Regions from separate parts of the Homo sapiens genome. Here region 2 is linked to region 1. Evidence: read pairs that join two places in POLR2A ChIA-PET (ENCODE). Cell type or tissue: Caco-2. All regions are shown on one strand. Each heading gives the region's core, and the rest is flanking DNA. Links, peaks and the distances in the headings are about the cores only. Region 1 overlaps LINC02902 (long intergenic non-protein coding RNA 2902). Region 2 has its middle 9.6 kb from the start of LINC01447.

The links. ChIA-PET counts read pairs that join two places held together with the same protein. Peaks named below come from ENCODE experiments on the same cell type or tissue, not always from the same donor. Only the 100,000 strongest peaks of a DNase experiment are listed, where the experiment ranks them.
Region 2: POLR2A ChIA-PET joins it to region 1 with 5 read pairs; 10 of 35 experiments call an interaction of 5 or more read pairs at or near these places.

Annotation. Positions count from the first base shown.
Region 1 is chr7:47,656,391-47,667,970 of GRCh38, reverse strand. LINC02902 (long intergenic non-protein coding RNA 2902) reads right to left here. Exons shown (of 3, transcript NR_171030.1): 2 at 9,215-9,278; 3 at 6,323-9,064. Among named protein-coding and RNA genes, the nearest start is that of LINC02902, 6.9 kb to the right of the region's middle. RefSeq lists an enhancer at 7,572-8,112. In Caco-2, for the core only: no CTCF peak of the experiment used is centred there; DNase peaks (open chromatin) are centred at 1,105 and 3,070.
Region 2 is chr7:47,603,886-47,620,866 of GRCh38, reverse strand. No RefSeq gene overlaps it. Among named protein-coding and RNA genes, the nearest start is that of LINC01447, 9.6 kb to the left of the region's middle. RefSeq lists enhancers at 5,556-6,100, 6,101-6,647 and a silencer at 9,758-9,999. In Caco-2, for the core only: no CTCF peak of the experiment used is centred there; no DNase peak of the experiment used is centred there.

The DNA.
Region 1 (11,580 bases), core at 282-5,281:
CAACCTCTGCCTCCCGGGTTCAAGTGATTCTCCTGCCTCAGCCTCCCGAGTAGCTGGGATTATAGGCGCCTGCCACCACACCCAGCTAACATTTTGTATTTTTGGTAGGGATGGGGTTTCACCATGCTGGCCAGGCTGGTCTCGAACTCCTGACCTCGTGATTCGCCCACCTCGGCCTCCCAAAGTGCTGAGATTACAGGCATGAGCCACTGCGCCTGGCCAACTCACCTTTTCTTTATGGAGAAAATGGGCTCTGTGTTTCGGCTGAGGGTCGGCTACATGCCTGCATGAACCAAGAGAGCGAGGCTACACGCACAGCAGCTCTGCAGACTCCAGGGCTGAATGCTCCTGAGGGCAGCACAAAGCCCTGTGGGAGCAGCAAAGGGGAGGGTCTGCCTCACACTCAGGTATTAGGAAGATCTGTGCCCCTTCTCCCTAAGGTAAAGTTTGACTTGGGCCTTAAAGAGGGTATCTGAGTTTGACAATGGAGAAGGACTCAAGACCAGGGGTCCTACAGGGCCTGTGTACCTCCAACAGGGAAGGCTGATCCCAGCTTTAACTCGGTTACCTCATCCTGCCACCATAATGCTGCAACCTCCTTGAGTGAGACTTCTTTTTTTTTTTGGACAGAGTCTCACTCTGTCACCCAGGCTGGAGTAGCTGGGACTAGAGGTATGCACCACTATGCCCAGCTAATTTTTTTGTATTTTTCGTAGAGACAGGGTTTCGCCATGTTGAACAGGCTGGTCTCGAACTTCTGACCTCAAGTGACCCACCCTCCTTGGCCTCCCAAAGTGCTGGGATTACAGGCATGAGCCACCATACCCGGCCGAGTGAGACTTCTTGCGTGGTACATGTTAGGGCCCCTGCAGGACAGAGCCAGCAGGTCGGCTTTATAGGACCAGTACATGCTGCTGAGGTCCTACTCACTAGGAAGTGTCACGGCCCTCAGCCTTAGGCCCCAGTACTCATCAAAAAGGGACTCATGGGTGAGAATGACCAACATGGCTTGTGTCCTTGTAGGCCAGTCAGGGAAAGCCTGTGCTGTAAGGCTGAGATCAATGTCCCACCTTCAGCCAAGGGCCAAGGCCCCCGGGTCTCCACATAGGGAAACCAGAAGAACTGGTCCCTTGGGCTCCTTGGAGTTACCAATCCAGAGGACTGCAGCAGGACTAGGTCCGCCTTTGCAGTTAACCATGTTTGATTACAGCACTTTAGAGTCCATAACTGCACTGTCTGAATAATCATCACAGCCGCTGCCATGAACTGAACTCTTACTATTCCAGGAATGGCTCATATTTTTCACAGACTTTTAACAGTATGATTCTTGAAGGTTTAGGTCATTCTGAAAGTTGATATGCCAATGACAAAAAAAAAATAGCAAGAAAAGAAAAACAACATTTTTTTTTATCATGAACCTACCTTCATTGTATCTGAATATACGTACCGTGCAAGAAGGCTCACTCGGCCTGGCGCGGTGGCTTATGCCTGCAATCCCAGCACTTTGGGAGGCTAAGGCAGGTGGATGTCATGTAGGAGCTGGTTGAAAACTGAATTCCCTTAAAGTACATGTGATGTTTGAGACATTCTGCTGGAATGTAGAATTGACATTCGGGCTGAGGCAGCATTTCCATAGTTCCTCCTGGCCCCGGTCAGTTATGCACAGATGGTACAAAGGGTTCATTCAGCAGGAGAACCTGAGGCCTAGCAGCCTGTCCAAACCCTGCAGCAGGTAAGGGGGGTTCTGTTCTCGTTTTCTTCTGCTGCCAATCCAGCACTTTATATTCTAAAGAAGAATGCAAATTTCCAAGAAAAGCCAGAGAATCAATTAACTAAAGTATCGTATTTTCCTTTGTAAGTGATTTTGAATCCTGTCTGGAACAAAGTGGGCACACATATATACATGCATGCATAACATGCATTAGCTAATGAATTATGGTAGAAGACCCTGCTTACTTATTTTCCATCAGTCAAGCTATAATCATGCTCATTAAATTTGTGATGTAAGAAATTGATTTTGTGGGAAAATTTGTTTTTGTTTTTGTTGTTTTCACCTTTTAGTGGGCAGATCGTTGGAGAAGGCCTGGAGAGGAGCAGCTGGCAGAGGCGGCTCCTTGAAAACAGAGCAGCACTCGTGGCCGGGCGCGGTGGCTCACACCTGTAATCCCAGCACTTTGGGAGGCCAAGGTGGGCAGATCACGAGGTCAGGAGATCAAGACCATCCTGGCTAACACGGTGAAACCCCGTCTCTACTAAAAATACAAAACGTTAGCCGGGCATGGTGGCGGGTGCCTGTAGTACCAGCTACTCGGGACGCTGAGGCAGGAGAATGGCGTGGACGTGGGAGGCAGAACTTGCAGTGAGCCGAGATGGCGCCACTGCACTCCAGCCTGGGTGACAGAGCAAGACTCTGTCTCAAAAAAAAAAAAAAGAACAAAAAAAAACAGAGCAGCACTCAACCACAATTGCCCCTCAGCCCTTCCACTGGTCCCATGAGAGTAAGCATTTCTCCCGGGCACAGTCTGTTTTCGTCTGTATCTGTATCCCCAGGCATCCGTCCATGCCTGACCCTTGCGAACTGCTCATAGTGCTGATGAATGAATGCACCGACGAAAGAATGAATTGGAAAACCCAGTTTCCTCAGTACTGTCAAATTCTAATTTCCAGTCCTCTTTAGCACCTGCTCAGACCAGCAAAGAACAGAACTTGAGCCACAGATGGTGATTGGATTTGGGCAACATGGCCCCATATATGGGTCTATCTCCCACTAGGAGCTGGTGCAAGTGACAGGGAAAAGTCCCAGAAAAGTCTTTCTTGGTGAATTAGCCTGTTTGTTGCAACACTTTTGTAGGTGTAATTCCATCTCTTTTTTCTCTAAAGGAACATGCAGAGAGAAATGAGGCGGGGACAATTGGCTCACATGTTGTCAGATGATGTCCCTTGAGAAGTCCCTGGACTGCTGAGACCTCTCCCATTGCCCAGTCCATAGTCAGAGAGGCCCCAGTATCCCCATGCTGCCCACCACGAGCTCCCTCTGTTGCAACAGTAACTTGTGCCCCAGCGCTTGCTCCCCCTAAGCTTCTTGTAAGTCTCTGTCTGACAGCCCTGTGTCTTCGCACAATGTCTGGTATGCCATGAGGATTTAATAAGTAACCAATAAGTGATAGGATGAATGTCTATTTGTTGGATTGAGCTGTGAGGGTGGTAAAGGTCTACATTCTCCGTGGATCTAAGGACTGCCTTTTTTTTTTTTTTGAGACGGCGTCTTGCTCTGTCACCCAGGCTGGAGTGCAGTGGTGCAATCTCAGCTCACTGCAAGCTCTGCCTCTCGGGTTCACGCCATTCTCCTGCCTCAGCCTCCTGAGTAGCTGGGACTACAGGCGCCCGCCACCATGCCCGGCTAATTTTTTTGTATTTTTAGTAGAGACAGGGTTTCACCATGTTAGCCAGGATGGTCTCGAACCCCTGACCTTGTGATCTGCACACCTCGGCCTCCCAAAGTGTTGGGATTACAGGCATGAGCCACTGCGCCTGGCCCAGAACTATCTCTTAGTCATCTTGATACTGTTAGCATCTAGAGTTGTTCTTCAGTAAACAGCAAATAAATGCATTCCTCAGATAAATATCTTTCAATGCCTTAAAAATGAATCTAATTTTATTGTTGAGGTTATTCAGTTATAGCAATCCTTTAAAGACAATGAAAAGGGAATAAACCCTAAAACCAAAAGACCTGGGTTAAAATCTCACTTCTATGTAGGGAATTTGGTCCCATTCTTAGACTTAGCCTCCAGCTCAGAATTGGACAGAGAGAGGTTGGAAGAGACCCAGAGAGGCTGTCCTGTGGAAAATGAACATCTTGAGTGTCTTGAGAAAATTAGCAAACCTTGCTGAGCTTCAGTTTCTTCCCATGTAAAATAATTCCTGCTATTGTCCATGCAGGAAGCATTGTATTCTGCACAGCCAGCAACAGGAACAGCAGAAATGTCATTCTTTCCCCTGTGTTTCAGTGTCTTCCAATTTCAGATAATGAGTTTGGACCAGATGGTCGCTAATGGTTATTCCAGCTCAATATTTGCTAATTTTCTAAAAACTGAAGAAAGGAGCTTGGGGGTGTGTTTTGGGGCAATGTCTTGCAAGACTGAGACATGAGGGGGACATCAGATCGGGGGCCTTGGGGAGTCAAGGTCAGGCCTAAGTTATATTCTTGCCCGTCTCTGCCCTCTTCCTCCCCCGACCTCGCTGTCCTCATAGCCACCCTATTTTAATATGCTTGGCCTGATCCCCAGCTAGATCAATTTCATTTCAGGAACTTTGATACCTGAGCTGTGGCTCTGGAAACTATATCTCCAGAGGCAACACAATTCACCAAAAACTAATCGCTGGTGTCAATTGGTATTTAAAAAGTTAGACACAATTTCAACCAAAAGCAGATGCTTGACATTTTAATGGGATGTTACCACATTTATGAATTCCGATACGCCTGAAAAAGTATTTCTTAAGGAATTTAAGAGACCCTTCTTTGTTACTTTTATGAACCCTGAGGCATACGGGTTAGCTACTCATCTTCTAGTAGTTCACAGACTCTGCAAAGCATGTGGCATGATGGAAAGAATGAGACCTGAAATGGGAAGGAAAGCCCCATGTTCAAAAGTTCATTCCTTCTCCTACTAATTTGTTACTTAAATGTCGGTTTCTTCACAGTGGAAATAGATCTTTTTTGCTCACCTTGTAGGATGCCATATGGCTTGGAAGTAAGACAATCCAAACACCGAGCCTCACACCTGGCTCTGGAACAGAACTGTTAGCTCTGCTGCTTATCACTCTGCTGTTCTCTGATCATAAAATGATTCATTGTTGGCTGGGCACAGTGGCTCACGCCCGTAATCCCAGCATTTTGGGAGGCCGAGGCAGGTGGATCACGAGATCAGAAGTTCAAGACTAGCCTAGTCAAAATATTGAAACCCCGTCTCTACTAAAAATACAAAAATTAGCCATGTGTGGTGGCAGGCACCTGTAATCCCAGCTACTCGGGAGGCTGAGGCAGAGAACTGCTTGATCCCGGGAGGCAGAGATTGCAGTGAGCCAAGATCATGCCACCGCACTCCAGCCTGGGCAACAGAGTGAGACTCCATCTGTCTCTCTCTCTCTCTCTCTCTCTCTCTGTGTGTGTGTGTATATATATATATATATATATATATATATATATATATATATATATATATATATATATGGCAAAAATGGATAGCTCCTTATCACTTTTAATTTGCCTCTCTCTGAATCTTCTGCTGTGTTTGACGATGTTATAGGCTGGCATCATGCCCAATTTGGCCAAGAAGAATTGGTCTCCTGGTCAGGAAGGTCTTTTCCCTACAAATTCATGGAATGACCAAGGGACTCTCCAGATGTATCTAGTTAAAAGAATAATCTGTCCGTCCTGCACAGCACACTTCCTATCCACATTTAGAATGTTTATGCTGAGAAAGCACCACTGTTTATATTCAATTGACCAAGCTCAGGAAATGGTTCATCAAATTGGCCAGCCATTTAATTTTCTTGGGATACAGTCTTCATGATTATGCAGTTCCTAAATTTAATAAGTCTGACTATGCACAAATTTTCTTTCTTTCTTTTTTTTTTTTTTATTTTGAGACGGAGTCTTGCTCTGTCGCCCAGGCTGGAATGCAGTGGTGCGATCTTGGCTCACTGCAACCTCCGCCTACCGAGTTCAAGGGATTCTTGTGCCTCAGCCTCATGAGTAGCTAAGATTTCAGGTGCATGCCACCACGCTGGCTAATTTTTGTATTTTTAGTAGAGATGGGGTTTCACCATGGTGGCCAGGCTGTTCTCGAACTCCTCCTGACCTCAGGTGATCTGAGCGCCTCGGCCTCCTGAAGTGCTGGAATTACAGGCGTGAGCCACCACATCCAGCCTATTTGTTTTAACTGATATCTTCGTTTCTGGATGTGAGCTCAGCAGATGAGTTCCTTGCTCATATCTGGGAGGGAGAGGGCCATGTGAAAACATTACTTGATGAGTTTTATGAAGGACGTAGGAGGGGAACGACAGTGGGGCCCTGTCCATCCTGAAGGGGACAGAGCGGTATTCTTGGAGGACAGCACTAAGCAAGTCTTGAGGCATAAGCAGGGCACTGCAATAATGAACACCTTCTTACACGTTTCAAAAAGGAAAAGTCAATGTGTTGCTCTTCCTAAAATGTTTTCGGAATTGTTTGTCATTAGCTATGTGTTGCTATGGATTTGAATTCTTTCCATAATTAAAATAAACTCTAACAAGTAAAAAAATATTTTTTAAAAAACAAGATGATGGGGAAAGGCTCTTTAATGTACCCTTTGTGTTTGTAACAGAAAGGAAACAGAACAGAAAACAAACCATCGAATTGAAACCAGCACTTTCCTGCAGGTTAATGAGACATCCTCGCAAACACTAGAAAAAGCAGGTCACACCTCGGTGAGGATCCCATCTACCCACACACATCCCTCTTTAAAGGCCCTGTAATAATGAATCTGCTTTTGTGAGTGAGCAGACATGCCCCACCCCAGTCTTCCTCTAGGACTTTTCCCCCTGCTGTGAGCTGATCCCTGAAGCTGGAGGGGCTGTACTTTCCCACCTAAACCATTATCTCCCCTCCACTCTCAGCGCAGGGCAAGTGCCAACCTCACTCCACTACCCTCAGATGTCAGGCAGGCCGTCAGCCCAGGAGCTAGGAATGCAGGGGTGAAGGCTGCCTTTTCCAAACAGGCAAATGGAATAACTCTGACAAGAGTTGGTGTCTGGCAAACCTAGTGACATCCAGCAAACCTAGCCTGTGGGCAAGATGAGTGTCCTGTCCTGTTGTCTGGCGACTCTGGTGACTCTCCAGTATCAGACGAAAGAAATATCTCCCTTCTGAGACAATGTACACCTGCCTGAACTGGCCTGAAACAAGAGGTGGTAAAATTTCTCCCTCGGTAACATGTGGGTGATGGGATTCTGGATGAAATTTTTTCTATTATCTTAACTTTCAGTGCACTGATTAGATTGTTATTACATTTAATTGGGGGGAGAAACTGGAAGAAGGCTATAGAACTTTTTTTTTTTTTTGAGACTGAGTCTAGCTCTGTCACCCAGCCTGGGGTGCAGTGGCGCAGTCTCGGCTCACTGCAACCTCTGCCTCCCATGTTCATGCAATTCTCCTGCCTCAGCCTCCTGAGTAGCTGGGATTACAGGTGTATGCCACCACGCCCGGCTAATTTTTGTATTTTTAGTAGAGACGGGATTTCACCATGTTGGTCAGGCTAATCTCGAACCCCTGACCTTGTGATCCGCCCACCTTGGCCTGCCAAAGTGCTGGGATTACAGGGGTGAGCCACTGCGCTCGGCCAGAATTTTTTATTACTATGCACATGTTGCAGGAAAATGAAAAGTTAGCCTGCCTTTCCAGTATATGAAAATGTGAATTGCTTTGTGTATATGTTTGAAAAGATGTACAGGAATATATACTTAAAGTCCTGCCATAACCAGCTGCTCTTGAGCATTTGTTTCAGTGGGCACCCCCCACCCCCATCCTGCACTCTTTAGGCTGCCACTGGCTGCCCCCACTGCACAGTCCTCTGGAGACCACCCCGGAGGCTGTGTGCAGGGTCAACCAGGAACCCCACCTGCCCACCCCAGGACCAGGGCAAAGGTCCAGGAACCCACACCCCCTCCCCAACCCATGACACCTACAGCCACGGGCATTGTGGTCCTTGTCCCCACTGCCCAGTCACTGCCTGGTGCCGCCTGAGGTTGCCTTCCTTTGGCTGGTCTGGGCAGGGCCCTCAGGAGGGAGGCCAAGATGTGCCCATGTGAGTGCCTGCTGAGGCGACAGGTAGGGCAGGCAAAGGGCAGGAGATGAAGGAGCAGGGATGGTGCAGGGAAGGAAGGGCTCTGGAGACGGTCGCAATGAGGGGTGGGGATGCCCCTGGGTGGAGGCATGGAGGGAACCTGCATCCAGCAGGGATGCTGCCGGGTGAGAAGGCTCAAGGGAGGGGCGAGTGTAGGTGGGCTGCCCCACCACAGGCTGCTTCCTGAGTCTGGCCTGTCCGTCCTTGGTGGCTCTGGCTCCCCAGGCCCCAAGAGCAGAGGCCAGCATGGACACGACCCAAGTAAGCAGGCAGCACTTGTGGGGTAGACAGGGACGGGGTAAGGAGTGCTGTCACTGCTCTGAGCAGCTGCACAGAAGCAGGCCCTACAGGCAGCCCTCTGGCTGGAGTTCTAAGGGCCTGGAAGAAGCGGGTGGCTAGGAGGCAGTTCTTGGCATCCTGGCCTCCAGGAAGGCAGGTACACACTGTGGGAGCACCAGCCTTGTCCTCCAGAGCATCACAATTCAGCGCTGAGTCAGGATGTAGATGGTTGTGGGAGGAGACCTTGAGCAGCCAGTGAGCCTCTGTGCACCAGGGCACCCTGTAGCCCCTGCCTTTACCGGGGATCAAGAACGAAGGCCCAGCCAGGATTGCTGGCTATAATCACCCTCACCCAGCACAGCTAGAAAGCTGTCCCCACCCAGAGGACGGGGATGCCCAGAGTGCCTGGAGGATGTAGACCGTGGAGGATCTGAGCCCACTCACCCGGAGTGACACCTGGGCTTCTGCAGAGCCAGTCAGGACATCAGGACACTACGTTGAGTTTCTGGGATCTGGTGGGGAAGCATGGGCATCCCACTCAAGAGATTTCAATGCAGCTCCACACCTCTGGCCATGAGCCCTAGTTCCTGCCTTCCCTCTCAGGGGTCCCCTTTCCTTTTTTGCAGCTCACAATGAGTATCCAGGCCTGAGCATCCTTCCAGGGGTCAGTGAAACCATTTATGTATAGCACCTTGCACCGTGCCCAGCTGAGCCAGTGAGATCCAGTGTCTTCCAAGCCACCAGCCTTCTCTAGGGTGATTCCACATGAATTCTGGGCAGGTCCAGCCTCACTGATTGCCTTGAACAGAAATAGCAGCTCCCTGCTTCCCCAGCAGGCTCTGAACACTTCTCTGCATTTTTTAAATGCTGCAGGCACTCCTCTGAAAGACTCAGCATCAGCTCTGTGTAAAGCAAGAGGGGTTTTAGTAAATCCCGAACCACTCAATACCCTCTCCAGGATATATCCTCCACCCACCATGGAATTTACAAATGAGTAACAAGTAAGAAGGTGTGCTGGCTTAGGGGCACCCAGCCCTGAACTCAAATATTACCTCTTTGGTGAATAGCTGTGTGGCCTGGGCAAGTTGCTTAACTTCTCTGAAGTTGTTTCCTTACCTGCACAATAAGAGCAGGCATTTAGGAGAAGGTTAAACTGAATAGCATCCATGAAAGTACTAGGTATACTTCCTGGTGACTATGAGCTTCCTTTTCCTAAGAGCACGGGAACTTTTCCTGTAATCTAGAAATGGGAATATCTGAGGTAACTCAGGTGGGGATTCTAATTTCCATTCAGCCATGGAGGGTGCATCAATGGCCTGGAACAAAGCCACCCATTCACCAGCCACATTTGGGGGAACCTCCCTTGTACCAACCCATAGATAAGGCACTGGGAATGTAAACATGAATATGGCTTCTGCTCTCGGGTAGCTGTCATTGTGGGGGTCTGGGATTGGGGTACATACAAAAGGGTAAAAACCAACTAGAACACAAGGAGATAAGTGCAGCAACTGCCATACTCATCTAGTGCTTACCCTGTGTCAAGTGTTAAATACTTCCCACATTTCCATTCAATGAATGATCACACATCCCTACAAGGAACTCAGATATTAACCCCATATTTTTTTTTAAGACAGAATCTCACTCTGTCACCCAGGCTGGGGTGCAATGGTGCGATCTTGGCTCACTGCAATCTCCGCCTCCCGGGTTCAAGCAATTCTGCTGCCTCAGCCTCCCGAGTAGCTGGGACTACAGGCATGCACCGCCACGCCCAGCTGATTTTTGTATTTTTAGCAGAGACGGGGTTTCACCATGTTGGCCAGGATGGTCTCCATCTCCTCACCTCGTGATCTGCCTGCCACGGCCTTCCAAAGTGCTGGGATTACAGGCATGAGCCACGCACCCAGCCATTAACCCCATTTTAAGGATAAGAAGAGTGAGGCACAGAGATGTTCCAATTTTGACAGCTACAGAGCGGCAGAGTAAGATATAGACCCAGGCCGTCCCGCACCCAGTTCATGCCCTTGACCACTTGTACCAAAGACACTTGACTAATTCAATCAGCAAGTACACAGGCCTCCAGAGGAGGGAAGTTTAATTCTATGTAGAATCCTGCAGGCTGAGTTCGGGAGTAAATAAGGCCTTGATGCACAGAGAAGGTGGGAGAGGCATTCCAGAGAGAAGGCACAGGTTGAGCGAAGATGCAATGGCAAGAAGCTTGAAGGCCAAAGGTCACATAGAGGGACAGTCCCGGAGGGGATGTGAGGAAGTCAGGACAGGGACAAAATGGGAATGGAGGCCTCCAAAGTCCCACTCACTTCATTACAGGAGAATCTAATTACGCTATTCATAGATGGGAAAAGGCAGCCAGGCAGCAGAGCAGCAGCGCCAAAGGAACAGAGGAGATCAAGGGGAAGGTGTCCGTGTCTGCAAGATGAGGTGCTCAGAGCAGGGGGTGCAGGGCTAGCTGGGAGACGCGTCTGGAAGGGCAGTGGGTGAGGGCCAGAAGTGGCTACATCTTGGAGGTCACGGGGAGCCCTTGACATACCCCCAACACCACCTACCAAGACTGACACTGTCAGGTGTGTGGCAAGCAGCATGCACAGTGGGCTACTGTGAAAAGACGCATGTGCTCAAGTGCATGTGTGTACAGAAAGAGACGTCCAAGGGTATCAACAACACCTTAGTGAGAATATCTTGAGGCTCTTGAGACAGGTTGACCATTTTCTTTCTTTTTTTTGCGGGGGGGGACGGAGTCTTGCTCTGTTGCCCAGGCTGGAGTGCAGTGGCACGATCTCCACTCACTGCCACCTCCGCCTCCTGGGTTCACGACATTCTCCTGCCTCAGCCTCCGGAGTAGCTGGGACTACAGGCGCCCACTACCACGCCCGGCTAATTTTTTATATTTTTAGTAGAGACGGGATTTCACCGTGTTAGCCAGGATGGTCTCGATCTCCTCACCTCGTGATCCACCTGCCTCGGCCTCCCAAGGCCCTGGGATTACAGGCGTGAGCCATCACGCCCGGCCATTTTCTGATACTTTTCTTAAGGCTTGCTAGTACCTTCAGGCTGCTGTAACAAAGTACCATGGACTGGATGGCTCGCACACAACAGAAATTTATTTCTTGCAGTTCTAGTGGCTGAAAGTCCAAGATTAAGGTGCCAGGACATTCGCTGTCTGGGGAGGGCCCACTTTCTCGTTCATTGATGATGCCATCTCCCTGTGTCTTCACATGACAGAAGGGGTGAGTGAGCTCTAAGAGCACTTATCCCATCACGCAAGTCGAGCACTGAGAAGCTATGCAGTCCCTGAAGGCCCACTCCTGGACAGAAATCTCCGTGTTTCTCTTTGTTCTGGTCTTGACTGAATCTAAACAAGTGAAAGGCAGTTCTTGAGCCTGTGTAACCCCCTAACCTGGCC
Region 2 (16,981 bases), core at 7,239-12,238, 54 kb after region 1:
AGACCAGCCTGGTCAACATGGTGAAGCTGTCTCTACTAAAAATACAAAAACTGGCTGGGTGTGGTGGTGTATGCCTGTAGTCCCAGCTACTCGAGAAGCAGAGGTTGCAGTGAACAGGAGATTGTGCCACTGCACTCCAGCCTGGGCAGCAACAGAGTGAGACTCTGTCTCAAAAAAAAAAAGAAAATGTCAGTGGGAGACTAGAAGTTAGCTCAACACAGTGGAGTGGGAGGAAGCACATCCCAAGCTGGGGAAGGACGTGCCAGCAGGTAAAGATATGGGGGAGAGACAGGACTGTGCAGTGTTGTCAGGGCTGAAGCCAAGGGTGGGAGCATGGAGAGAGGAGGGCCTGGAAGTAGATGGGGTCCATGAGGAGGGTTCTTAGCATCCTTATCCCCCAACTTGGCCATGGGAGACCAGAAAAGTTGGTCAATTATCCAAAAGCAGTCATATTTAAGTCTTTAAAAGATGTTTACTTTAGGCTTTATTATTTGCTTTTGTTTATAAAGACAGACACATGCTCAGGAACTGGCTGAGATGATGCCTTCACACGGATGGATGGAATACCCACAAGGTAATCCTGGAGACATCTGCAGCTGGAATTATTGTAGCTTGGTGTACCCCAATATCTCCAGCTTTTTAAAAAACCTGAGACCTTTATCAGCTGCTTCAGATGAGCTTTGAGATATACAGAAAATTTCTCATTCAACAGAAATTTATTGTACTTAGCTTGTATGCTAGGCTTTGGGGATGCAAATGAATAACTAAGACTCAGACTTTTTCTTCCAGTGGTTTACTGTCTTTGTTCCTTCAGGCTGTTGTAACAAAATACCATAGCCTGGGTGGCTTATAGACAACAGAAATGTATTGCTCACAGTTCTGGAAGCTGGAAGTCCAAGATCAAGGTGCCAGCAGATTTGGTATCTGGTGAGGGCCTGCTTTCTGGTTCATAGATGGTACTTTCTTGCTCCATCCTCAGTGGTGGAAGGGCCAAGGGAGCTCTTTGGGGTCTCTTTTCTAAGGGCACTAATCCCATTCATGAGGCTCCATCCTCAAGACCTAATCACCTCCCAGAGGCCCCACCTCTTAATATCACTACTTTAGGAGTTAGGGTTTCAAAATGAATTTGGGGGCTGGGAAGGCACAAACATTCAGATGATTGTGAAATGGAAACAGTTCCCTTGTCCCCCTCGCAGGGCATGTGATGGAGGAGTGGCTTGCTTCTTCAGTGCCCCACTGCTCAGACCTCTATGGGAGCATACAGATGGGCAGGCTGTGGGGCTCCAACCCCACAGCAGCGCTTAGGGGTGAATGTTTACAGCTGAAGCCTCAGTGGGCATATGTCACAGAGAGCTCTTGTAGTTTAGCCATCCATAGGCGACTTGTGTTAGCTCAATTAGACCCTTGCCTTATTGCAAGGACAGAGAGCTTTCTGTATCTTGGGTTCTTGCCTTGGTGTACTGGAAGAATCGTGTCACATGTGGGCTTGGAGAATGAATGCAAGGTTTTCTTGAGTGAAAGTAGCTTTCAGCGGATGGGAGAGCCAGAAGGTGGATTGGTTTTCCCCTGGAGCCGGGTCACACGGCAGCCTGGGCTCTCCTCTGACCACCCCAGCCAAACTCCCTGTTGTTCTGCTGATCGGTGGCCTGCCAGTATGGCAGTGCCCGTCAGTGAGTTCCTCTGGAAGTCCAGCTGCCTATGTGTTCCTCTTGACGTCCAGCTGCTTGTGTGTCTGCCTGCTAGGGTCTCCGGATTTTTACAGGCACAGGATGGGGGCATGGCAGGCCAGGGTGGTCTTGGGAAATGCAACATTTGGGCAGGAAAACAAAAAATGCCTGTCCTCACCTAGGTCCATAGGCGCAGGCCTGGGAGTAGAGCCTTAGCCAGGAACCATGCCCTCCTCTACCCAGCACTTACCTTCCGTATCATTTAAAGGGACCACGCCCTTCCCTTCCCCACTTCCATCTCAATAGCAAGTACCATTTTGTGGTGCCAACAGGCTCATGGAACCCCATATCCCAGAGTTTTCCTGCCATACAAGTAAAGATACATAGGCATTTTTTAGTTTGTTCAGGCTGCTGTAACAAAATACGTTAGACTGGGTAATTTATGAACAACAGAAATGTTATTTCTTATAATTCTGGAGGCTGGAAAGTCCAAGATCAAGCCACCAGCAGATTCAGCATCTGATGAGGGCCCATTCTCTGCTTCAAAGATGGAGCCGCCTTGTTGTGACCTTGGATGACAGAACGGGCAGGTGGCTCTCTGGAGCCTCTTTTTTAAGGGCACTAATCCCATTCACGAGAGCACAGGAACAGAGCCCTTCTTTTTCTTTTCTTTTTTTTTTTTTTTGAGACGGAGTCTCGCTCTGTCGCCCAGGCTGGAGTGCAGTGGCGCGATCTCAGCTCACCGCAAGCTCCGCCTCCCGGGTTCATGCCATTCTCCTACCTCAGCCTCTCCAGTAGCTGGGACTACAGGTGCCTGCCACCACGCCCAGCCAATTTATTTGTATTTTTAGTAGAGACGGGGTTTCACTGTGTTACCCAGGATGGTCTCAATCTCCTGACGTCGTGATCTGCCCGCCTCGGACTCCCAAAGTGCTGGGATTACAGGCATGAGCCACCGCGCCCGGTCGAACAGAGCCCTTCTAACCTTATACCTTCCAAAGGCCCTGCTTCCTTTTACTATGACTTTACAATTAGGTTTCAGCATATGAACTGGGGAGGGGACAAATATTAGGCCCAGCAGATATGTAATAATAACTAGCTGCCATTTATTGAAGAATTCATATCCTCCATACTAGGTAAAACACTTTCCATAAATTACATCAATTCTTCCACTATCCCCGTGGCAGGTTGTGACTCCCCAAAGAGGGCTGCCGTGATGTATGTATCCCATTCACGTGCTCTCACACAGCGCTGTCCTCCCACAGAGGACCTCCCTTGCATCTAGAAAGCAGTCATGACCACTCTGACTAGTAGGAAATGGCCAACAGGCACCAGTAGATATTGTTCCATCAAGTTTAGCCTAAAGCTGCTACTTACATATTTTAAGTTTGGCCTAAAGGTTTATCTGTACATTATGTGAACTGGAGCCTAAATGGAGTTATATACAGACTGTAGCCTACTCTTGTGCTGTCACTGAGTTTTGGCCAATTGAAGGTTGCCTATTGGCCAGGCGCAGTGGCTCACACCTGTAATCCCAGCACTTTGGGAGGCCGAGGCGGGTGCATCACTTGAGGTCAGGAGTTCAAGACCAGCCTGACCAACATGGCAAAACCCCGTCTCTACTGAAAACACAAAAAATTAGCTGGGTGGGTGGCGGGCGCCTGTAATCCTAGCTACTGGGGAGGCCGAGGCAGGAGAATTGCTTGAAGCTGAGAGGCAGAGGTTGCAGTGAGCCAAGATTGCTCCATTGCACTCCAGCCTGGGTGATGGAGTGAGACTCCATTTCTAAAAAAAAGGTTGTCAACTATGCAAACCATGTTCAAATAAGGCAAACACCGAGCTGTCACCAATCCAGCTGTTTCTGTGCCTCACTTCTGTTTTCTGTATGTCACTTTCCTTTATATGTCCATAAATCTTCTACCATGTAGCTACACTGGAGTCTCTGACTCTGGAGGCTGCCTGATTTGCGAATCATTCTTTGCTCAATTAAACTCTTTTAAAGTTAATTTGGCTAAATATTCTTTTTTCTTTTTTTTTTTTTGAGATGGAGTCTCGTTCTGCCATCCAGGCTGGAGTGCAGTGGTGCGATCTCGGCTCACTGCAACCTCTGCCTCAAGGGTTCTAGCGATTCTCCTGCCTCAGCCTCCCGAGTAGCTGGGACTACAGGCACTTGCCACCACGCCTGGCTAATTATCTTCATTTTTAGTAGAGATGGGGTTTCACCATGTTAACCAGGATGGTCTCCATCTCCTGACCTCGTGATCCACCCTCCTCAGCCTCCCATGATGCTGGAATTACAGGCGTGAGCCACTGCGCTGGGCCAAGATTTCTTTAAACAAAATTTTACAACTGGAAAAAAATATTAAGGCTTTGATTTGTACAACTGCCACTTGCTGGGGTGTAAATATGCCCATGGTGGGTTTCAGGCTACTAAGATGATGTCACTGAACATGAAGCTGGAAAGACATGTGCATTAACACACCATTAATGGTATTTCCACTCTATAGATAAGATCGATGTAAATAACTCCAAAAGCATAAATAACAGTAATATATGGTAAAAAATCATTTGGAAGTGACAAAGAATATATTGCCTTTGATTTTAATACAATGTAACTGTAAGTTTTTGTTAAATCTTAATGGTGCCTGTGATTAACAGGCACCCCAACATTTTTGAACATTTAATGATCAGTTCCTGGAGGCTGGTACTATCTGGCTCAGGCACGCTCCTTCCAAGGCCTAGAATATGGCTTCCACTCAGCTTAGTCCCTCTCAGGGTTGTGCCTGTAGAACTCTGGGCCTGTCGTGCTACCCTCAAGCCCAGTCACCCTGAAGCCACCATGCTGGAGGGGCCACATGGAGAGAAGGGAGAGAGAGAGGGCTAAAGATCCCCAGCTGTTTGAGTCCTGCAACACAGGTACCACACAGGGAGGGAAGAGCCTTCAACACAACCCAGCTCCAGCCCCAGTCTGAGCACACCCATGGGGACCAGAGACCTGAGTCAGCGCTGCTGACCTGAGCCCATTAGCCCCTAGGACTAGGAGACATAATAGTAATAAGTGAGCCGGGCACAGTGGCTCATGCCTGTAATCCCAGCACTTTGGGAGGCTGAGGCAGGTGGATCACCTTAGCCCAGGAGTTCTAGACCATCCCGGGCAACATGAGACCCCATCTCCACAAACAATTTTTTAAAAATTAGTCAGGCATGATACCATGTGCTTTAGTCCCAGCTACTAGGAAGGCTGAGGTGAAAAGATCACTTGAGCCCAGGAGTTTGAGATTGCAGAAGGCGAGATCACACCACTGCACTCCAGCCTGGGTGACAAAGGGAGACCCTAATTCAAAAAAAAGAATAAATAAAAAGTAATAAACGATTATTGTTTACAGCCATGAAGTTTTGGGTTGGTTTTGTTGTTCAACAATAGTTAACTAGAACAGTCCTAAGCTCACAGACAAGGAAACAGAGTTAGAGTGAGCATGAACTCTTCCCTAAGCAGAGAGTGGCAGGAGCTGGGCTCCCACAGAGTTTGTTGTCACCAGTGTCTTGACTGCTTGTTGTTACTAGGCTTACCCTTTAAGATAGCATAACACATTCAGATATTAAGTGAAGCTATGTTTATTTTATTTTATTTTATTTTATATATATATATATATTTTTAGACAGAGTCTTACTCTGTTGCCCAGGCTAGAATGCAGTGGCGCGATCTCAGCTCACTGCAAGCTCTGCCTCCCGGGTACATGCCATTCTCCTACCTCAGCCTCCCGAGTAGCTGGGACTACAGCCGCCCGCCATCAGGCCCGGCCAATTTTTTGTATTTTTAGTAGAGACGAGGTTTCACCATGTTAGCCAGGATGGTCTCGATCTCCTGACCTCATGATCCACCCACCTCGGCCTCCCAAAGTGCTGGGATTACAGGCATGAGCCACTGTGCCTGGCCTATTGAAATTATTTTAAACATTAAATTGATTTCAGTCACTTATAAGTCATTTAAGGTAAGAGGGTGAATTCATGAGTTCCCGAATAGGAAGTGGGGAGACTCGATTTCTCTCTGGCCAGGCTGGTGCTATCAGGAAGTATGCCTTTCTACTGCACGGGCACTGCACTGGTCAGCCGAAGTGTCCTTTCTCCTGTGTTCCCTCGTTTGATAATCAGACCAGTGTTGGCAAGATGGGAATAGAGATAATGGGCCAGCCTTTCTGGTTGCCCATGGCCTAGGGGTGAGGTTGGGCTGGTGGGGTCAGCATGGACATCTAGGGTCCTTGAGTGCAGTCATAGAGCCACGGGCCAAGTCTGGGGCAGCACAAAGAGGGCCTTCAGCTCCACTGAGGGCCCGGAGCTTCTCAAAGGCAGAGATCTTGGCCAGAGGAGGACTGGCAGGGGTTTGGCAGCACAGGAGAAAGCTGGTTTTATGCTGAGCGGTGGCATACAGCATGGCATTGTGGAAGGAGAGGTTCTACACCTGCCTGTGCCAGGAACAACAGGCATCCTGCTGCACGAGCCATCCAGGTGTGAGGGCTCTGTCCTGCCCACAACGGCCAGCCCACCTGCCTGGAAAGCACTGCTGCTGCTTGGGGCCAGCCATTCGATTACTCAGCATATCCTCTGTCCTCTGCTTTGTCTGCTGAAAAGGCCAGGGCTCTTTCCTAGGCCCTTCAGTTCCACAAGCTCGGGGCCCAGCTCTTTGGTGCAACTGTGTGTACTCCTGAAGATGGACATTTTACAGATGGCTCCAAATTGCTCTGTTTTCCCGCTGTCCCAAGCATCTGCAACAGCTAACACCAGGCTCAGGTACATTTTTGTGTTAGGGGTTGCACACAAGCAGATATCCACCAAGATTTTCCCCAACTAGTCACTACTAGGAGCAGTTACTCCTACTAGTCTTTACTGAGCCAGATCTTCGGAAAAGCTACCAGTTAAAATTCTGTCCTGGCCAGGTGCGGTGGCTCATGCCTGTAATCCCAGCACTTTGGGAGGCCGAGGCAGGTGGATCATGAGGTCAAGAGATCAAGACCATCCTGCCAACATGGTGAAACCCCATCTCTACTAAAAATACAAAAATTAGCTGGGAGTGGTAGTGTGCACCTGTAATCCCAGCTACTTGGGAGGCTGAGGCAGGAGAATTGCTTGAACCCAGGAGGCAGAGGATGCAGTGAGCCGAGATTTTGCCACTGTACTCCAGCCTGGCGACAGACACAGTGAGACTCCATCTCAAAAAAAAAAAAAAAAATTCTGTCCTTCTGTGGAAGGTTAGTGCCAGTACTCACTCCCTCTGCTGCCTCTATCGCCTTGCCTAGCACTGCCGGGGACTGAGTGGGGCATGTATCCTTCACTGCAGAAACAGTTCAGCCTGGTTCCATTTTGTCAGTAACAAAATGAAACGAAAAGATGAGCTGTTTTTCATTTGCAGTGGACACGAGGGTTGTAAGTCACATAACTTGAGCATGCCCAGATAAACCAAGCATGCCTGATTGGTGATGCCAGAGCCAACCAGAATGAAAAAGACAATCACGTGCAGAACCACATGCAGTCCATCGAGGAACGAGGTCCAAGTTAAGAAGCGAGGATGCCCTGTTTTGTTGCAGTACAAACTTAAAAGCCAAGAACCTAGCACCACCTCTTTGCATGACCCAGTCCAGTCACGCCTGTTGCAGTTTCCTATCTCCCTCATAGTTGTTCTCTGCCTATAAAACCTGCCCCCAGATCCCAGCCTGGGGAGACAGATTTCAGCACTGCCTCCTGTCTCCTTGCCAGTCAACCTTGCAATAAAGCTTTTTCTTTTCACAAAAGCTGATGCTATAATATTGGCTTCTATGCGTAACTAGTGTGAGCCCATTGCTCAGTGATACTTGCTTTCTAGAAAACCCAGAGAGAATCCTAATCTTTGCAAAAAGAAAGAAAGAGGGAAGGAGGGAGAGGGAGAAAGGGAGGAAGGAAAAGAAGGAAGGAAGGAAGGAAGGAAGGTAGGTCTAATCTTCACAATTTCTGCTTTTTTCCATTTTATACAACAAGATATCCATCTTTGCCAGTGGGCAAAGCTGTGAAAGAACACTGGGGAGAGGGAGGGAGGACACGGGTGTTAAAATCCAACAATAAATGCACATGGAGCTGGTGTTGGTGCGGGGAAGAGGAAAGGTCCGACCTCTGCTGTCCTAAGGAAAAAAAAAAAAAAATCCACCTCTTTAAAGTGTTTTTCCAGAGTTTTCATAATGTTTGTCCTAGTACTCTTCCATGTGAGAAAAAAAGTATATTAAAATATAATCCAAAAAATGGGAGTGTGTGAGAAATGCATTTGATAGCAAGTTATTCACCACAGTATTATCCACAATAATTAGAAATAAAAAATCTGCAATGTGGCCGGGCGCAGTGGCTCATGCCTGTAATCCCAGCACTTTCGGAGGCTGAAGCGGGCAGGTCACGAGGTCAGGAGATCGAGACCATCCTGGCTAACACAGTGAAACCCTGTCTCTTCTAAAAATACAAAAAAATTAGCTGGGCATGGTGGTGGGCGCCTGTAGTCCCAGCTACTCGGGAGGTTGAGGCAGGAGAATGGCGTGAACCCAGGAGGCGGAGCTTGCAGTGAGCCAAGATCGCGCCACTGCACTCCAGCCTGGGCAACAGAGAGAGACTCCGTATCAAAAAAAAAAAAAAAAGAAGAAGGAGCAAGATTCAAGCATCAAATATACATTAAACCCAATGTCACAGGAAGTAAACCTAGATATTCCCTGTTCTTTAATCTCTGTGTGCTAGGAATATGAGCAGTTGCTGTAATTTCTGCATTTGCCCCATTTCCCATTCTTCTCCTTCTTCTTCTTCTTCTTCTTCTTCTTCTTCTTCTTCTTATTATTATTATTATTATTATTATTATTATTATTTTGAGATGGAGTCTCGCTCTTTGCCAGGCTGGAGTGCAGTGGCACAATCTCGGCTCACTGCACCATCTGCCTCCCGGGTTCAAGCGATTCTCCTGCCTCAGCCTCCTGAGTAGCTGGGACTACAGGCGCACACCACTACGCCTGGGTAATTTTTGTATTTTTAGTAGAGATGGGGTTTCGCCATGTTGGCCAGGATGGTCTTGATCTCCTGACCTGGTGATCCACCCGCCTTTTCCTCCCAAAGTGCTGGGGTTACAGGTGTGAGCCACCTCGCCTGGGCTCCATTATTATTAAAAACAATCCTTGCTAGGTGCAGTGGCTCACGCCTGTAATCCCAGCACTTTGGGAGGCTGAGGCGGGCGGATCACGAGGTCAGGAGTTTGAGACCAGCCTGGCCAACATGGTGAAACCCCATCTTTACTAAAAATACAAAAATTAGCCGGGCATGGTGGCGCAGGCCTGTAATCCCCGCTATTCAGGAGGCTGAGGCTGGAGAATTGCTTGAACCCAAGAGGCGGAGGTTGCAGTGAGCCGAGATCATGCCCCTGCACTCCAGCCTGGGCGACAGAGTGAGACTCCATCTTAAAAAAAAAAAAAAAAAAGTCTCTGAGACACGGTGACAGAGAGGCTTCTATGGAGCCCTGAGGATGGGCTGAGGAGCAGACAGTGCTGTCGGCGGCTGACTTGCCGGTTTGGGATCCCCCAGGCCAGTGCCCTGGCTCACAGGAGTGGGGCCCGTCTCCAGGACCCAAGTCTGTGTCTTTCATGGGCTCACCATTCCAATATCTCCCTTGCCCTTTCCATCTAACCACTTAGGCCATTTTTGTCTCAAGGAAAAGCAATTGCCCTTTAACTACCAGCTTGTAATTCTTCAACACACCCACCAGATGCTAACCTGATATCTAGACAATTTGCCTTTTCAAGGACAAACCTTCAGGCCTCCATATAAATGCTCAGCCTCCTCTGCAGACCGACCCTGCCACCTGGGCTTGGCTGTTTGCCTGTGTTGATTTGACTTGTCCTTTTGGCCGATTACCCTCTGCCGGGAATTGTTCCTGATGGTGACATTGTAAACCACCAGTATATTATAGAGCTGGAGAAACACAGCGCCTCGTGCAGGATAGGCAACCTTTCTCTTGCCGAGCAATCACTTTGAACGTTTTGGAACTGGAAGAGGGCTGGTGTGAGGCAAATGGCAATAGCTGTGTGTTCCCGGGGCAGAGGGGCACGGTAGTGGGGGCACCCATAGAGACGATTAGCTGTGAATGCTTCCAGATTCCTCCTTAGAACTGCAGAATGGAAGGTGGTACATACCACTCACTAGAAATGGCTTATGTCCAGGACAGCCAAGACTCCAGAAGACAGTGCAGTCTGTGACCAGGGAAGGACCTGACCTGGCAGGGAGAGGAGCTGCTTAAGGAAATTGAGCCTGCCATGAGATTCATCTCCATAAACAATCCCCAGCTAGGAGATCATAACCCTGCTTTCCAAACAGAGCTGCTGTTTTCTACTGTTGCATAATTACACAGATCGCCCAACTGTTTGGGAGAGACCACACATTACTTTTCCAGTTGTGTAAATAGAAACGAGCCAGCAGCAACTAACTGAGCTCCTGGGGGTAGAAATGAGAAGAGGAGGGATGGTGAGGGATGAGCCTGCTCCCAGCAGGGCAATAGGGAGGCCACTGCCGCTGCCTTTGCCTGGAGAGCCCCTGGCAGCCTGCTCTGCACTCTGAAATCAGTGATAGGGCTGAAGGTTTTCTCCCTCTCTTTCTTTCCAAGCTCGAGGCTTTGTAAGAACTGGATCAGCTGTGGAAATAGTAACACTTTTTCCCTGTCCCCAAAACTTGCAGAGTTAGATGAACAAGGAAGGCAGAGCCCTCAGCCTTCTTGAAGGTTCAGACAGGGCAACTGATGCCTGGCTCCCTCCGCTCCAGCTCCGTGGGCCTTCACATATTCCAAGCCATTCTGTAAAACCCTTCTGCTGAATGAGCGCCTCACTCGTGGTCTTTCCTGGGATGTATTCAAGCTCTCTCTGCACAGACAGGCCTTGGAAGCTCTGCTCATAAACAGAAGCTGATGAAGCCAGCTCTTGGCCTCCGCCAAATCCACATGAGGGCTGAGACATCAAGAAGGGATTTATTCCCATTCTTGCTCTTTGCAATCATCAAAACAACTGTGGTATAGTTACTGATAACTCTTTGACGTGGGGCAAGTTAGGAAATGTGTGGAGGGAAGGTAGGTGGGGGATGTGGTGACTTGTCGCTCAGCGTCAATCTCCAGCATCATACCCCAGTTCTGCCACTGTCCACTCCAGGGCCTTTTTTTTTTTTGAGACAGAGTCTTGCCTTGTTGCCAGGCTGGAGTGCAGTGGCGCAATCTCAGCTAACTGCAACCTACGCCTCCTGGGTTCAAGCGATTCCCCTGCCTCAGCCTCCTGAGTAGTTGGGACTATAGACGCCAGCCAGCACGCCCGGTGAGGTTCTTGGTCTCGGCGTTTGTTTCTCCATTGACAATGTGGGGTCACAGTGAGAGGCCCTTCCTTCTCCATGGGTTGGTTATGAAGACTTGAGCAGCTGATTCACATAAGCACCTGCCATGCTATAATTGTTCAATGTGGCTGAGCACCGCAGCTCATACCTATAATCCTAACACTTTGGGAGGCTGAGGTGGGTGGATCATTTGAGGCCAGGAGTTCGAGACCAGCCTGGCCAACATGGTGAGACCCCATCTCTACTAAAAATAGAAAAATTAGCCAGGCTTGGTGGTGCGTGCCTGTAATCCCAGCTACTGAGGAGGCTGAGGCAGGAGAATCACTTGAATCCGGGAGATGGAGGTTGCAGTTAGCCAAGATTGCACCACTGCACTCCAGTCTGGGTGACAGAGCAAGACTGTGTTCAAAATAATAATAACTATTATAGTTGTTCCATGTGTTAATAATAATTAGCAATCACTTCTCTGGGAACCATGTAGGGTTAGGGTCAGATTTTGGTGAGATAAATCCTATACTGAGCCTCGTAGATAATGGGCACATAAGGGGGTCCTGGTGCGGTGGCTCACGCCTGGAATCCCAGCACTTTGGGAGGCAGAGGTGGGTCATTTGAGGTCAGGAGTTCGAGACCAGCCTGGCCAACACGGTGAAACCCTGTCTCTACTAAGAAACAAAAAACACAAAAGTTAGCCAGGCATGGTGGCGGGCGCCTGTAATCTCAGCTACTCGGGAGGCTGAGGCAGGAGTATCGCTTTAACCAGTGGACAGACAAGAGCCAAGATCGTGCCACTGCACTCCAGCCTGGGTGTTACAGAGTGAGACTCTGTCTCAAAAAAAAAAAAAAGAAAAAAAAGATAATAGGCACATAAGGATGACCAACATCGCAACACTGATTATTTCTCACTACAGAGTGCTTTGTCCCTAATAAAACAAGGGTTGTGAAGTGCCCTGTAAGGATGTGAAAAGTGACTTATAAATATTCATTTACTCTGCCTTCAAGAGAAGGGAGCCGAGGAACCTATTTTACTTCATAGATAAAATTTGTTGGGAAAAAATCTAAAAGCAGATTTTCAATTTCTGAATGTTACTAATCTCAGTAACATTATAAATGGAACTTTTTACTTTCACCTATCGATTTTCTGACTATAATTAAGTTATTTACCATTTGCATATATAGGGGGCCTGGAAAACTCTTATGATTATATGAATGTTTAATGTCTAGATATTAACATTCTACAGATGAAAAATGTCTGGAGCAAAAACCTTACCTGAACTCCAGTAGAAGGTGCTCTTCGGCTTGATGACATTCCTGTCTGAGTACAGCACCCACACTTCCAGATCTGCAGTGGAGGGAGTCAGTGAAGAGCTGACCAGCGCGGGGCTGACCTGCTCACACCGGGCACTTGCACGCACCTCCACCTTTAGACTGCTCACCATCACAGGGCCGCTTTCTGACCACTCAGGGAGAGTGAGGCGGAGACAAATCTTTACCCTGCCTGAGACCAGATTCAGTCTTCGCTCCCTGGATGCAATTGTTCTGAGGGCCACATTCCTCTGCTCACTTGTTTGATGGAGCAAGAACAGATCATCTAAGGATGCTGGAAAGGTTAAGGACCTTCCTGGAGGGCACTCGCTGTGTATCTCTGGTTAGGTTGGCGGTGACATTCACTCTGAGATGGCATGATCAGTAAACACACCACTTGGGGTGGGTGTTTTTGAGAACGTGTGTACAGCAGATTCAAATGACTGTCCTAGGCTCTGGGACCCCAAAAGCAAGTGTCCTTGAAAATGACTCAGGTGCTTAGATCTACATATGTGACACTGTGCTGAGTGTCCCTGTACAGGCCTGTACATGGCTTTAAAGTAGTACATGGCAGATGTGGCATAGAGCATACATAGATAATTAAAGCAAATGTATACTTCATGCTTCATGTCTGTATTTTTGCTTCATATTGTAGCTTGCTAAGTTGCAGTAAGAAAATACTACAGGCAGGATGTGGCGGCTCAGGCTTGTAATCCCAGCACTTTGAGAGGCGAGGTGGGTGGATCACCTGAGGTCAGGAGTTTGAGACCAGTCTGACCCATATGGTGAAACCCTATCTCTACTAAAAATACAAAAATTAGCCAGGTGTGGTGGTGAGCACCTACAGTCCCAGCCACTCAGGAGGCTGAGACAGGAGAATTGCTTGAACCCGGGAGGTGGAGGTTGCAGTGAGTCAAGACTGCACTACTGCACTCCAGCCTGGGCGACACAGTGAGACTCTGTCTCAAAAAAAAAAAAAAAAAAAGGAAATACTGCAGACAGGGAAGCTTGAACAGTATAAGTTTATTCTCAGTTTTGGAAGCTGAAAGTCTGAGATCCAGGTATGGGCCGAGTTGGTTTCTTCTGGGGCCTGTCTCCTGGGCTTGTAGATGCCACCTTCCCCAGGTGTTGTCCCTCTGTGTGTATCTGTGTCCTAATGTCCTCTTGTTTTAAAGACACCAGTCATATTACATTAGGGCCCACCCTAATGACCTCATTAAACTTTAATTACCTCCTTATTTTTATTTATTTATTTATTTTTTGAGACAGAGTCTCACTCTGTCGCCAGGCTGGAGTGCAGTGGAGCAATCTCAGCTCACTGCAACCTCCACCTCCCGGGTTCAAGCAATTCCCCTGCCTCAGCCTCCGGAGTAGCTGGGACTACAGGCACACCCCACCACGCCTGGCTAATTTTTTGTATTTTAGTAGACACGGGGTTTCACCATGTTGGTCAGGCTGGTCTCAATCTCCTGACCTCATGATCTGCCTGCCTCAGCCTCCCAAAATGCTGGGATTACAGGCGTGAGCCACCAAGCCTGGCCTTAATTACCTCTTTAAAGATCCTATCTCACATTCAGTCACACACTAAGGCACTGTGGTTGGGACATCAACCTTGGGATTTTAGGAGGCGCAACTCAGCCCATAGCAATGTTCCAGGTTTCTTTTTCTTTTTAAAACACCATTTATAAATGTAGAAATTTTTTTTGTTTGTTTGTTTTTGAGATAGAGTTTGGTCTGTCACCAAGGCTGGAGTGCAGTGGCGCAATCTCTGCTCACTGCAACCTCCACCTCCCAGGCTCAAGCAGTTCTCCTGCCTCAGCCTCTGGAGTAGCCGGGATTACGGGCGCCTGCCACCACAGCTGGCTAATTTTTGTATTTTTAGCAGAGACGAGGTTTCGCCATGTTGGCCAGGCTGGTCTCGAACTCCTGACTTCATGATCCACCCGCCTTGGCCTCCCAAAGTGCTGGGATTACAGGCGTGAGCCACTGTGCCGGGCCAAATTTAGAAAGTTCATAAGCAGATGACAGACAAGAGGAGCCTGGGGAGGAATCCTAGCCTAGCAGTCTCCATCTTAATCAGAGACAGGCTTTACCCGCAGGTATTGACTGTCTGACCATCGCAACTGTGACCAGTCAGCACCAGTGTCCCAGGCTTGTTCATATTCAGCCAGAGTACCAACAGCCAGCAGAGAATAAAGCTGACTGGCCCAGTCACGGCGCTGCTGCCAATGCTTCTGCTCCAGCCTTCGGAGTCTTCCCTTACCCCACCCCTGCCACAGAACCCTCTTAATGTTCGTACTTTTGACAAGCCCTGTCCTACTGACCCCAGACCCCAGATTGCATTGGCTCCTCAGTGCCTTCTGTACCCTGAACTCACTGCACCAGCCAGTCCACCCAGGCAAAGATGCCATACGAGGCCCTCAGCCCTAATGCCATTTGACTTTATACCCAATACTGGAGAAAGCAGACTCTTTGCTCAATGTTTAATTTCTTAGTTGGAATTTCCAAACTTTCACTCCATTGCAGCACACAGGATGGAGGGCCCAGGGTTGTGAGTGAGTTTACTCTTTTTAACCAGAGTAGTACAGGCATCAGTAGGAAAGGGAATGAGAACCCCATTGCTGGAGACATCACTTTGCCTCTGCTATTTCATTACTTTCTCTTTCTTTCTCTTTCTTTTCTTTCATTTCTTTCTTTCTCCCTCCCTCCCTCCCTGCCTCCCTCTCTCTCTCTCTCTCTTTCTTTGTCTCAAAAAAAAGTCATGTTGGCCAGGATGGTCTCAATCTCCTGACCTCGTGATCCACCTGCCTCGGTCTCCCAAACTGCCGGGATTATAGGCCTGAGCCACTGCACCTGGCCTGTTTCATTACTTTTGTTTTTATTTTTTATTTTTTTTGAGACAGAGTCTTGCTGTGTTGCCCAGGCTGGAGTGCAATGGCGCAATCAACCTTCGCCTCCCAGGTTCAAGCTATTCTCATGTCTCACCCTCCCGAGTAGCTGGGATTACAGGTGCCTGCCACCATGCCTGGCTAATTTTTGTATTTTTAGTAAAGACGGGGTTTCACCATGTTGGTCAGGTTGGCCTCGAACTCCTGAACTCAGGAGATCCACCTGCCTTGGCCTCCCAAAGTGCTGGGATTACAGGCGTGAGCCACTGCGCCTGTCCTGTTTCATTACTTTCTAAGTAAGTCACCATCAGCTTCAGCAGTCTACCATAGGTAACAAATGGCTCTTCCTGAACGCATGTTGAGGACACTTTGAGGTCTGGACCCCAGCTCCTTAATCACGTATATGGAGTGGAGGTGCGCTGTTTACTGTAGGGCCTCACCAGGCTGGCTGTGCAGAGTTTACAGACTGACTTGCATGAAAAAAATTGGAAGGCTCACCCCAGAAAGGAATGTTGGCAAGAGAAGTTATTTACTTAGAGGTTGAACTCTAGTTTGGTCTTTGGGACTTTCCATGCTATTTGAAAGAATTCTGGCATCCCAACTATGTGGCAAGGGCTGACCAGGGTGAAAAACCTGCTTCATGTCACTTTAATTTGGAGAAATGAAATTTGCTTTACTTGGAAACAGTATCCGCAATTAAGCCAAGGAGGGAGGGCGGGGGTTGGAGAAGGTTTCACAGGGATAGCAACATCCAGAACAGCACTTCTATAATCTTTGAGGTGAGATATTTAGATGCCAACAGGTCCAATACTGCAAGAACATATCATTCACTCATTTATTGGAGACAGAGTCTTGCTCTATCACTCAGGCTGGAGAGCAGTGGTGCGATCTTGGCTCACAGTAACCTCTGCCTCCCAGGCTCAAGTGAACCTCTTGTCCCAGCTTCCTGAGTAGCTTGGGCTACCGGCATGAGGATGTCTCTACATATTTTGTGGATGATGTTTCTACATTTTTTGTAGAGATGGGGTCTCACTGTATTGCCCAGGTTGGTCTTGAACTCCTGGGCTCAAACTATCTGCCCACCACAGCCTCCCAAAGTGTTGGGATTAGAGGTGTGAGCCACTGTGCCCAGTCGAATATATAATTTAAGTCATTGGCAAGTAGCATGGGTTTTTCACATCATGAAAGTAATGTAACCCCACAGTGGGAAACTAGAAAATGAAGGAAAAGTCTAAGGTGCCTTAACAATTGCCAGTAATCCTACCCCCAAGGGACAATCCTGGTTGTCACCATTAACATGTTTACTTCTTGCAAGGTTCCTTTTTTTTTTTTTCGAGACAGAGTCTCCCTCTGCCTCCAGGCTGGAGTGCAATGGCACGATCTCCATGTGTCCAGAATTTATTCTTTCTGGTGGGTTCTTGGTCTCTATGACTTCAAGAATGAAGCTGCAGACCCTTGCAGTGAGTGTTACAGCTCTTAAAGATGTGTCCGAAGTTTGTTCCTTCAGATGTTCAGATGTGTCCGGAGTTTCTTCCTTCTGGTGGGTTCGTGGTCTCACTGACCTCAGAAGTGAAGCCACGGACCTTCGCAGTGAGTGTTACAACTCTTAACGGTGGCGTGTCCAGAGTTGTTTGTTCCTCTTGGTGGGTTCGTGGTCTCACTGACTTCAGGAATGAAGCCACAGACCCTCATGGTGAGTGTTACAGCTCATAAAGGTAGTGTGGACCCAAAGAATGAACAGCAGCAAGATTTATTGTGAAG